2 separate regions of the Homo sapiens genome follow, and region 1 is linked to region 2. Evidence: chromatin contacts called from ENCODE Hi-C or POLR2A ChIA-PET data. All regions are on one chromosome and are shown on one strand. Each heading gives the region's core, a stretch centred on a gene start or an enhancer-like site at or near the end of the contact. The rest is flanking DNA. Distances are from core to core; before and after follow the strand shown.

What was found. A loop is a pair of places that touch in the nucleus more often than their neighbours do. ChIA-PET counts read pairs that join two places held with the same protein, here RNA polymerase II (POLR2A).
Region 1: a map of gastrocnemius medialis shows a loop between it and region 2 (2.7-fold over the local background). The contact joins the promoter of ST8SIA5 here to the enhancer-like site in region 2. A Hi-C loop is called at or near these places in 1 of 168 maps with a recorded cell type or tissue (gastrocnemius medialis) and 1 of 37 single-sample maps with no recorded cell type. POLR2A ChIA-PET finds 5 or more read pairs at or near these places in 1 of 52 experiments (common myeloid progenitor, CD34-positive).

Annotation. Positions count from the first base shown.
Region 1 is chr18:46,754,994-46,760,854 of GRCh38, reverse strand. It overlaps ST8SIA5 (ST8 alpha-N-acetyl-neuraminide alpha-2,8-sialyltransferase 5), which reads left to right and starts at 3,802. Exons shown (of 7, transcript NM_013305.6): 1 at 3,802-4,477. The coding sequence starts at 4,347. It overlaps ST8SIA5-DT (ST8SIA5 divergent transcript), which reads right to left and starts at 3,412. Exons shown (of 3, transcript XR_001753434.3): 1 at 2,396-3,412; 2 at 589-2,058. RefSeq lists a silencer at 3,830-4,219.
Region 2 is chr18:46,150,103-46,155,395 of GRCh38, reverse strand. No RefSeq gene overlaps it. Among named protein-coding and RNA genes, the nearest start is that of ARK2N, 21 kb to the left of the region's middle. Within about 2 kb of position 2,780, at least 8 of the 41 ENCODE cell types and tissues checked have a DNase peak (open chromatin) inside an H3K27ac peak, as active enhancers do; they include gastrocnemius medialis, where a contact is called at or near this core.

The DNA.
Region 1 (5,861 bases), core at 2,553-5,052, 600 kb before region 2:
CTACATAGAGTCTTGCTGCAAAGTTCTAGCTATTCCTAATGCCAGCATCAATCTCATTCACTGCCAATTCATGCAGGAGACCTAACTGTTGAGTACCTCCTCAAGGGAGAGTGGGTGCCTTTGGAGCTGTTGTTGTCCCTCAACTATCTTGGCTCTTGATTGGGTGGGCTTTTTGCTATTAGGTTAGCCAGTTAGTTTTATTGTGGGGACGAATTCCTTATTAGGTCGTGGCAAATCTGGATAAAATACCTATTAAAAATAATTTTCCCTTTGGAAAAACTTTGGCAGTAATTGCTAAAGCTGAACATATGTATACTCTCTGACCTAGCAATTTTACTTCTAGAAATAGATACCCAGCAGATATGCATGCATGTTTTCACCCAAAAAACCATGCACTGGAAGGCTGATGGCAGCAACTACCCAGATGTCCATCAGCTGTAGAATGGATAAGTTGTGCCACAGTCGTTTGATGGCATACTATATAGCAATAAGATTGAACAAACTATAACTGCACACAGAAGTATTAGTTTCATATTGCAGTGAAACATATTACCACAAACTTAGTGGCTTAAAGCAACACACACTTACAAGCTCACAGATGTGTAGGTCTTACATCTGGGCACGGCATAGCTGGGTTCTCGGCTGAGGGTCCCAACAGCTGAAATCAATGTGTAGGCGGCTGGAGCTCAGAATCCTCTTTGAAGTGTATTCAGGTTGTTAGCAGAAGTCGGAGTCTGCTTCATGATTGGAGGACTGAGGTCCTCATTTCCTTGCTGGCTGTCAGCCAGGAGCCAGTCTCAGCTCCTACAGGCTGTCTGCATCCTTTGCCTTGTGGACCTCTTCTGTCTTCGAAGGCAACAGCAAAGAATTTCCCTCATATCAGCCACTCTCGTGATTCAAATCTTTTTCACCAGGAAGAGCCCAGTCCCTTGTAAGGGCTCCATATGGCCATGCCCACTGAGGACAATTTCCTGATATTAAAGCCAACTGATTTAGGCCAATTACATCTGCAAATTCCCTTCACAGCAGCGCCTAGATCAATACCTATGGGAATGTGCATACAAGAAGGGGTGAGGAATCTTGGGGGTCTTCTTGTAATTCTGCCCACCACATGCAACAGCATGGATAAATCTCATAGCAACGTTAAGCAAAAGAAGGCAGACACAAAATAATATATAATGTATAATTGCATTTATATAAAACACAAAACAGGAAGCACTGATCTTTGGGGTTAGGATTCAGAACAGTGGTTACTCTTGAGTACATAGTAACCAGATAGGAACATGAGGGGACTCCTGGGGGCCGATAATTGATCTGTGTACTGGTTACATGGGTGTGTTCAGCTTGTGAAAACACAGCGACCTGAACATTTATGATTTGTGTACTTTTCTGTAAATGCATTATATTGCAATTAAAAAGTTCTTAGGATAATTTTGATTCATTTCTTGAAAATAGATTTGTTTTTCCAAGAAAACAGCACTCAAAGACAGGTATCAGAGTGAGCACCTGATGGGGTGGAGAATAAGCAGGAATACAAAAGAAACAACAGTGCCTTGCCTGGAGTGAAGATGATAGTACCCCTCAAACTCTACACTTGAGCACCAAGTAGAGAAAAATTAGTGAAAAATTAGTACTGTCATCTTGGAGCCTGTGTGTAGGACCTACCTCATAATTTGGCCCAGTGCAAAGAGAAATGCAAACCCCCTTGTTCAAAAGTTTGAAGACAGCAAGAGTGGAGCAATCAGTCAAAATCAATGGTGGTGGTGGGGACAAATGAACAAGTCCCACTCCCAAGAAGCCAGCCTGCCTGTGTGTGTGGGAGAAAGAACCTCATCTCAGAATCCCAAGACTTGTTGCTAGGTGAGTTACTTTGGGCATCTGTTGCTTTAGTCCTTTCAGCTGTAAAATGGGTTAGCCAGGGGCTAGGAGGTGAAAATTCATTAATATATGCAAGTGAAGCACGTTTTTATGTGCCAGACAGCAAACAAATACAGGAATTATTATAATAATGGGCCCTCTAAATGTTGGAGTTTTTCTTTAATTGGTTAAAAAGCCTACCTGTGGCCGGGCGCGGTGGCTCACGCCTGTAATCCCAGCACTTTGGGAGGCCGAGGCGGGTGGATCATGAGGTCAGGAGATCGAGACCATCCTGGCTAACAAGGTGAAACCCCGTCTCTACTAAAAATACAAAAAATTAGCCGGGCGCGGTGGCGGGCGCCTGTAGTCCCAGCTACTCGGGAGGCTGAGGCAGGAGAATGGCGTGAACCCGGGAAGCGGAGCTTGCAGTGAGCCGAGATTGCGCCACTGCAGTCCGCAGTCCGGCCTGGGCGACAGAGCGAGACTCCGTCTCAAAAAAAAAAAAAAAAAAAAAAAAAAAAAAAAAAAAAAAGCCTACCTGTGACCTTGCAGAGAAATACAGAAACTCTTCATGGATAGCACAGGGGCCACTTCTGCCTTATGAATTAACACAAATCCCGAATTCTTGGTGGAACCCTTATCATGAGATTTTACTGTGCATTATTTGATCTTTCCAGTTCAAAGAAGAAACTACTAAATGCCAAGGTCGAGAGTATTGGAGTCTGGGCACTTCCCCCATCAAAGTTCTTGTGCTGAGGTTTGAGTTTCGGTCAGGTTCGCTGTTGAATCCCTGGCCTGACTCTAGAACATCCCGGAGTGCCTGCTGGAACCTGGGAAGGGGCACCCTAGAATCTTCCAACCGGCCTCAGTGGCGAGCGCCGCGGGCACACGACTCCCAGCGCTTGGAGCCTCTGCGGTGTTAGGATGACAGGACTGTCGCCTGGCCGGGTTGGGGGGTGGGGACGGTATTTCAGGCTAAGAATTTCTGAGAGGCACGACATTCGCATTGCGTTTCTGTGATTATTCTCCCTGGCTTGCGTTCTGAAGCACGAATCTTTCCGGATGTAGTAACTGGCTTCCTAAAGCTTTGGGGGGACTGTGGTCCCCGAAGGCTGCCGGCTGCCTGACCTAAGATTTACGAGTGGTTCCAAGGATGAGACAAGGTCCCAGTGTCTCGGTGACAACAGGGTCTTTGACGAACGGCTGCCGAGTTGCAGCTGGGGAGGGGGAAGAGGACTGTGGCGGGGGCGGGGAGCCCCTGAATTTCTTCCTTGTAGGAGTTGGGCGCCGGGGCACGGGCAGGCAGCCCCGCAGGCCATCAGCATGCAGGAGCGGCGCGCCGTCCTTGAAGGGCTGCCCGGCTGACCTTGCTCCGCTTTCTCCGGAGAAATCGCTAGGAGAGCGCGAGGACGCGGCCACGATGGTGACTCAGTGCCCTGCGCGCCGCACGCAAATGCTCCCTTCCATCAAGTCCAGCTCCGCAACTGTTGTTTCCTCTTCCTGCCCTCTTTTTTTTCTTTTTTTTTCTTTTTGAGACGGAGTCTCGCTCTGTCGCCCAGGCTGGAGTGCAGTGGCGCGATCCCGGCTCACTGCAACCTCCGCCTCCCAGGTTCAAGCGATTCTTCTGCCTCAGTCTCCCAAGTAGCTGGGACTACAGGCGCGTGCCACCACGCCTGGCTAATTTTGTTTTTTGTATTTTTAGTAGATACGGGTTTTCGCCATATTGGCCAGGCTGGTCTTGAACTCCTGACCTTGTGATCCGCCCGCCTCGGCCTCCCAAAGTGCTGGGATTACAGGAGTGAGCCACCGCGCCCAGCCCCTGCCCTCTTTTTAATTCCAAGATTCAAACCCGGCGTTTTGCGCTCCGCCCCTCCCCCTCCCCACGGCCCGCCTATCATTAGCCAGACTGCGCGGGTGTTTTGTACGCCCCCTCCCCCCGTCCCTATCGGCAGAACCGGAGGCCAACCTTCGCGATCCCTTGCTGCGGGCCCGGAGATCAAACGTGGCCCGCCCCCGGCAGGGCACAGCGCGCTGGGCAACCGCGATCCGGCGCCGGACTGGAGGGGTCGATGCGCGGCGCGCTGGGGCGCACAGGGGACGGAGCCCGGGTCTTGCTCCCCATTGGCCGCCACCTCGGCGGGAGGGGCCGCCTCCGGCTCGTGGCACCTGGCGTCTCCCCTCCGCGGGGAAATCGGCGGCTACCCGGCACCGGCGCCTGGAGGTAAAGGTACCCGGGGGTGGGGAAGGCCCCTGGCCGCGGCAGAGCTCCCTGCCACCGGCCCTGTCCTGCTTGCCGCCCCAGCGCCTGCGACGCTTGGATGCCCCCAGCTCCGGCCGCGCCAACCAGAAACTTTGCCCCTCGAAGTCCCCCGCCTGCCTGACCGCACCGTGAGGCGCCAAGTCGGCCGCGCGCCCCCCGGGGCCCCGGAACCCCGCGAGTCATTGCCTGGCCGCCCCGTACCCCGCGCCCGCGGCGCCCGGTAGCCAGGATGCGCTACGCGGACCCCTCGGCCAACCGGGATTTGTTGGGGAGCCGAACTTTGCTCTTCATCTTCATCTGCGCCTTTGCCTTGGTGACCTTGCTGCAACAGATCCTGTATGGCAGGAACTACATTAAGAGGTAAGAAAGTCCATTGAGAGGGCGGGATGCGCGGAGCCGGCCGGCGAGCCCCCGGGTGGCAGTGGCCGCGGCAGCTTCGGTCGCAGCGCCCCGGGGTGAGTGGCCGTGGGGTCCGCTCCTAGCCCCGAGCATGGCCGCTTAGGCTTGGGCCACCGCGTTTCCAAGAGCATCCTTGCTTGCTTCTGCCCAGCGCTGGCTGGAGGGTCCAGACAACTTTGTTCCGCTGTGAAAAATGAAGGACAGAATAGAATTCCAAGCAACCAGGCTGACGATAAATCCATTTAATACCCGGAGAGACCGCATGGATCGGAGCGGTGTCCTCCAGACCCACAGTTCTATGGCCATTTGTTTGGACTCCGGGGTCGGAGGGCTCAAAATCGTATCGATTGTTTGTTTGTTTGTTTGTTTGTTTATAACCTCGCGAGTCCTGAACTTTCGTAAGGACCCTTGGGAGAAAAAGCATTTTCCCCTCCAGGAGCTTCGGGTTCGGTGGGGGTGGTAGTGTGGGCTGTGGCTATGCGACAGGGATAGTGATAGTGAAGTCTTACAATCCCACAGCCACTGGATCTGTGAAACTCAACAACCTGATTCCTTCTGAAACAGATGGCTTTTTTTTTCTCATCCTTAGCGCAAAAGGTCAGAGCTGCAGCATAAGTTAACCCCTCGTTGGGCTCTCCCCCTACTCCACCCCAATCCACGGTTAAACTCCAAGAGAAAGAGCAGTAGGAGGTGTCACTCAGAAATTCAATTCGGGCACAGCCTCAGCCTCTCTATTTGCAGAAGATACACTGAAATGCCAGCCACTTCCTTCTGCCGGCTCTGCTGGCTTAAGGAAACACTTGGGGTTCCTCCGCCTGGTTTGAGAGATTAGGGGAGGTTCTTGCTCTAGGATACACCCATATCAGAGCCTCTCTTGGCAAGAGCCCTCTCTCCTAGCTGCTGGGCTGTTTTTTAGTTTGCTGCTAGTGTCTCCCTACTCTCACCGCCCCTCCCCTAGGTTGATAGGAAAATAAATGTCTCTCTAGCTAAGTAAGCATCCCACCTTCTTCTCTAAACTTCCCCATAACGAAACAGCCCTCTTCTCATCCTTTGGGTGAGGTGGATACATCAGGTATGGGTGCTCCCAATCTGGGCTGCCCACGAAGGTGGGAGGGTGAGGATCGCTGCTAGGTGTCGCTGTCCAGTGGAAAAGCCGAGCACTTAGGCTGTTTCCCCTCCTTGTAACTCCCCCGGAGCTGGGGAGTAATGAGGCACCTTGTTCTGAACATTTGTTTACAGCCAGTTGCTGCTCCGGACCTTCCCAGGGAGCGTTCCCTGGTTGGTGGCAGCTCCTGAGTGCTGTCTGACACTGGTGGCTTTAAAGGCCATCTTCGGAGTCTCCTGG
Region 2 (5,293 bases), core at 1,531-4,030:
AAAACCCCATCCGTACTAAAAATACTAAAAATTAGCTGGGCATGGTGGCGGGCACCTGTAATCCCAGATACTCGGGAGGCTGAAGTGGGAGAATCGCTTGAATCTGGGAGGTGGAGGCTGCAGTGAGCCCAGATCATATAGCTGCACTCCAGTGTGGATGACGGAGTGAGACCCTGTCTCGAAAAAAGAAAAAAAGAACAAAATCCCAAGGAAGACTTATAACGTGGACTGTGATTTTTTTTTTTTCTCTTGCTAGGGTTGGGGCCTGTGTAATAAATAACCCTTTCTCTTTCTCTCCTCAAGTTTGGAAGCAACTAAAAAATAAGATGCAGGAAACAGGCGAACACTTAAATGTCAACTTTATGGCAGATCAAAGCTGGATTGGGGGACACGGTGCAAATGAGCAGCCTCCATGAACTTCCTATCCCATTCCTGTCACAGCAAATGTAGACAGACTATTCAACCAGTCACAGGAGCGCTGCCCTGTCTGAGCAGCCCAGAATCTACTCTCAGGCAAGTCCTAAAGAGAATACCTGGTGAGGCTTCCCACCTCAACTTCTCCCTTGAAATCTTCACACCAGAAGGTGATCTGGTTTCATGCTCTACCTCCCACCATGGTCTTGAAATATAAAGGAGGGCAGCTGACATGAGATCCATGGGGATTAATATTTCCTGGTGACATTTCAGGTAAAATATTGGGTGGAGAAAATATTACCGGATGGGAACCATTCTTCTTGCCGGGAGAGTCAGGCCAGAGAGACTCCAGGAATGTGGCTCCAATAGAGACCCCTCCACAGGGAAGCAAGAAGTAGGGGATGGAGTTTCCATTTCACAACCCATATCCACCCTGTGGGCACTCGCATTGTTATTGCTTTCTGAAATAAAGAACTACCTCACATCTGCGTAGAAATCAAACTTTTCAGAGTACTTTCACATCCATAAAACAAGAACATAGATACAAAGTAGAAGAGTTTTCTAAAATCATCTAAGCCTATTTCTCCTTTTACAGATGATAAAATTCAGGCTAAGAGCATTAAGAGACCAGGCAAGGTGGATCACCTGAGGTCAGGAACTCGAGACCAGCCTGGCCAACATGGTGATGGATGCCGGTAGTCCCAGCTACTTGGGAGGCTGAGGCAGGAGAATTGCTTGAAACTGGGAGGCAGAGGTTGCAGTAAGCCGAGATCGTGCCACTGCACTCCAGCCTGGGCAACAAGAGCGAAACTCAGTCTCAAAAAGACAGAGACCAGCCAAGGGCTACACAATTAGTGGTCACCTGTCTCTCAGCATGACCAAAAGTCACAAGTTCCTTTGGCTTTAGATCCCCAACACAAAACCTTCCTCCATCTTTGAATTCTCTTCTCTGCAGCAGCTATCCTGAAAATCAACACAACTGTTGGAAAAGAGGGAATGGAAGGAAAAGAGCTCCTGGGAGTGGCTAACTGCTCTGGGTGGACTCACGACGCTTAGCCTATAAAATCTATTTGTCTATATTTGCATTGCCGGTATTCAGCAGAGGGGCTGATAGAGTGCTACGTAAGGTCTCCATTCTGACGAACCGAATGAATGCTTGCATGAATAGATGAATGGCTGAAGAGCCAGAAAACCGGAGATAGGAAACATTTTTTCGGAAATGGGTGAAGAAGGATTCTTTAAACAGCAGAGCAGTAAACTTGGCATTGCTCAGAGGCCTGTGTTGGGCTTGTGCTCCGGCTGGCGCCTCTCCCCATTCTCCAAGCATCTTTAAAGGTCATCTTGGGTTTTTTCCTCTCCTCTCCTTCATCCCTGTATCAAATTTGTTTCCAAGTTCTCTCATATCTCCTTCTTTTCCATCTCTGTTGCTACATCCTGGCCTAGGTGCTTATCACTTTGTGCTGGCCTGGACTCATATGTTGGGGCAGGGCTGAGCACAGAGGCCTGGGAGGCAGTTAGGAGGCTATCTCCCTGCATCAGGCTGCAGCTGACACCTGCTTTTGTCTCCCCTCTCCCTCCACTGCCTGTGGCCTCCTCCTTATCGGCTACCCTCATGTGCACCTTCAGCCTCCTCCCAGCCAGCTCTCAGCTCTCACCAGGCCAGGCACTTCCCACACTTTCAGGCTCGCTCCACCCCCTCACCCGTGCCCTCCCCTCCCCCAGCCCCTTCCTCAGGTTTCAATTAACTAGCTGCCCATAGATTGCAGCAAATTTATTCTCCCTGAAATAGAAGTGACCCATAACAAGGCTTAATGAGATCATCCCCCAAGGAATTTAATAAGGGACAATCCCTTTAGCCAGTCAGATGAGCGTGTCAGCTGTGTGTGAGGGAGTATTGGGGGAGGGAAGGCAGACAGTGGGTGCCCCACCTCTGGGGTGTGTTGGTGGTCCGGGCCCCTGGGGCAGGCGGCAGCGGGTGTGGGAAGCAGAGAGACCTGGCAGACCGGCTGGGTGGGACAGCACAGAAGCACAAGCTCACCTACTTCAGAAGTGTGCCAAGAGCTAGCAGGAAACCTGATGCCCTCCCTGACTCAGCTTCCCAGGAGCTCCCCAGGGCAGTCCTAGAGGTCACAAGCCCAAGAGTTTTAGGTATCATGGGAGGAAGATTGCAGAGTGGACCCTTTGCCCCCCAGTAAATTAACAGAGGTGGGGATGGATGCCCAGCATGGTTGCACGTCCCTTACAGAGCAGGGGAAAGAGGACATTTGTTTTTCCTGCTCTTGAAAGCTGATCGCCTCTGCAGCCAGGCGTGGTGCCAGTTGTGGTCAGCGTCTAGCCTGCTGGCAGATGGGTCATCAAGGACTCAGGGTGAGTCCTCAGCTGTCTGCATTTTGCAGCAGCCACCTCAACGACACACCTCCTTGGCACCCACAGCCCCCCACATGAGAGCACTAGCCTGCTCACCCATTAGAGAACGATTCTTCCTTCTCACAACGGTGCAGCACTCAGCATCTGCCCATACAGAGTCTCCAAAAGCTAGAGCCTGAGAGGCTCCTAGGTGTGACCCGGTTCAACCATTTCCCTAATTTACAGATGCACAACTGGGACCCAGGGAGGTTAAGAGACTTCCCTAATGTACTGGCTTTCTGTGTTGCCCACAAATCATCTAAAAATGATTGTCATATAGCAGATTAAAATAGCACATACTTAGCGTCATTTCTATGGGTCAGGAACCTGAGCTCAGCTTAGCTGCCTCCTCTGCTCCATGGTTTCCCCAGGCTGAAATCAAGGTGTCAGCTGGGGCTGGAGTCTCATCAGAGGCTCAAGCAGGGAAAGACCTGCTTCCAGGCTCCCTCAGGCTGTTGGCAGAATCCATCTTCTTGCAGCTGTAGGACCGAAGTACCCATTTTCTTGCTGGTGGTCAGCCGAATGTTCTCGCAACTAAATGCTGCCCCCTCTTCCTTGCCAAGTGGCTCTTTCCATAGGTCTTCTCATAGCAGGTCAGTTTCTTCAAAGCCAATAACTGAGAGAGAGTCTCTAACCTCAGGGAGGGGCCAGTCCTTAAAAGCCTTTTAAGGCTTTTAACTGATTGAGTCAGGCTCACCCAGATGATCTCCCTTTTGATGAAATGAAATCAACAGATTTGAGACCCTAATTACATCTTCAAAATTTCTTTACCTTTGCCATATTCTGTTTGTGAGAATCAAGTCACACAAAATTTGAATGTGTCCCACCCACATTCCAAGGGAGGGGATTATATCCCAGCTACTTGGGAGACTGAGGCAGGAGGATTGCTTGAACCTGGGAGGTGGAGGTTGCAGTGAGCTGAGATTGCACCACTGCACTCCAGCCTGGGCGACAGAGCAAGACTCTGTCTTGAAAAATAAATAAATAGGCCAGGTGTGGTGGCTCACGCTTGTAATTCCAGCACTTTGGGAGGCCGAGGTGGGTGGATCACGAGGTCAGGAGTTCGAGACCAGCCTGGTCAACACAGTGAAACCCTGTCTCTACTAAAAATACAAAAATTAGCTGGGCGTGGTGGTGCACACCTGTAATCCCAGCTACTCGGGAGGCTGAGGCAGGAGAATTGCTTGAACTCGGGAGGTGGAGGTGGCAGTGAGCTGAAATCACACCACTGCACTCCAGCCTGGGCGACATGGCTAGGCTCCACCTCAAAAATAAATAAATAAATAAATAACATGAAAAGTAGCAGATGGGAAATTTTAGGGCCATTCTAGGGTCTGTCTACCACATCTAATGTCACACAGCTAGGTAACAGCAGAAACAACATCTAGAACCTAGGTTTCTTATAGAAACAGGTCCCTGGGGCCAGTTACATTTCAGAATTCAGAATGTTCCAGATTTCAGATAGGTAATCAGGTGCTTATACCATAAACATAATACCCCCAAGCAGCGCCTGGAGGAACACCCAGGAGTCACACGCCTTAGAGTTCTGCAGTAGACCAAAATGGGGGTTCAGGTGAGGTTCTGCTGCCAAATGAATTCAGGTCAGATCAGGTTTTGTCAAATGAATTATGAAAAACCTTTGGGTTTTAGAGCTTTGGGGGCTTTGGAAATTCCAGTAAGGGATTGTGAGCCCATAATTGACACTCATTGAGTTCTGACCATATGCCAGATTTGGGCTAAGGATGTGCATTCTCACAGCCCTGTGGGAGAAGCAGGTTTTTGAGATTTTTTATTTTATTTTATTTTTGAGATGGAGTCTTGCTCTGTAACCCAGGCTGGAGTGCAATGGCACAATCTTGGCTCACTGCAACCTCTGCCTCAAGGGTTCAAGCGATTCTCTTGCCTCAGCCTCCTGAGTAGCTGGGACTACAGGCTTGCACCACGCTCAGCTAATTTTTGTATTTTTAGTAGAGACGGGGTTTCACCATATTAGTCAGGCTGGTCTTGAACTCTTGACCTCGTGATCTGCCTGCCTTGGCCTCCCAAAGTGCTGGGATTACAGGTGTGAGCCACCGAGCCCGGCCATTTTTGCGATTTTTAAACCATTTTCCTTCCTATATATCCTTCCCTTCACTTATTCTCATTCAAGTCAGAATAAGGCTCTGCATTCATTGATGTGGAGGTGGGAGGAGGCTGGGTAGAGCCTGAAAATCTCTCTTGCTTAATTTTGACAAAGCTGCTCAAGCCTCAGACTGGGGAGGAAATGTAGGCCTTTGATAAAACACTTCTGATAAGCAAAATAAATACATAAATAAGTAAAAAACACAAAACAAACACAAACACCAAAGACTGGAAATAGATCCCACACACCAGGCTAGGTAGAGGAAGGAGAAGGGCTGGGGGCTTCTGGCAGCATTCCCAAGCCGGCAACACTCCCTGAAGGCTGCATGCTGTGTCTAAACAACTGGCATCC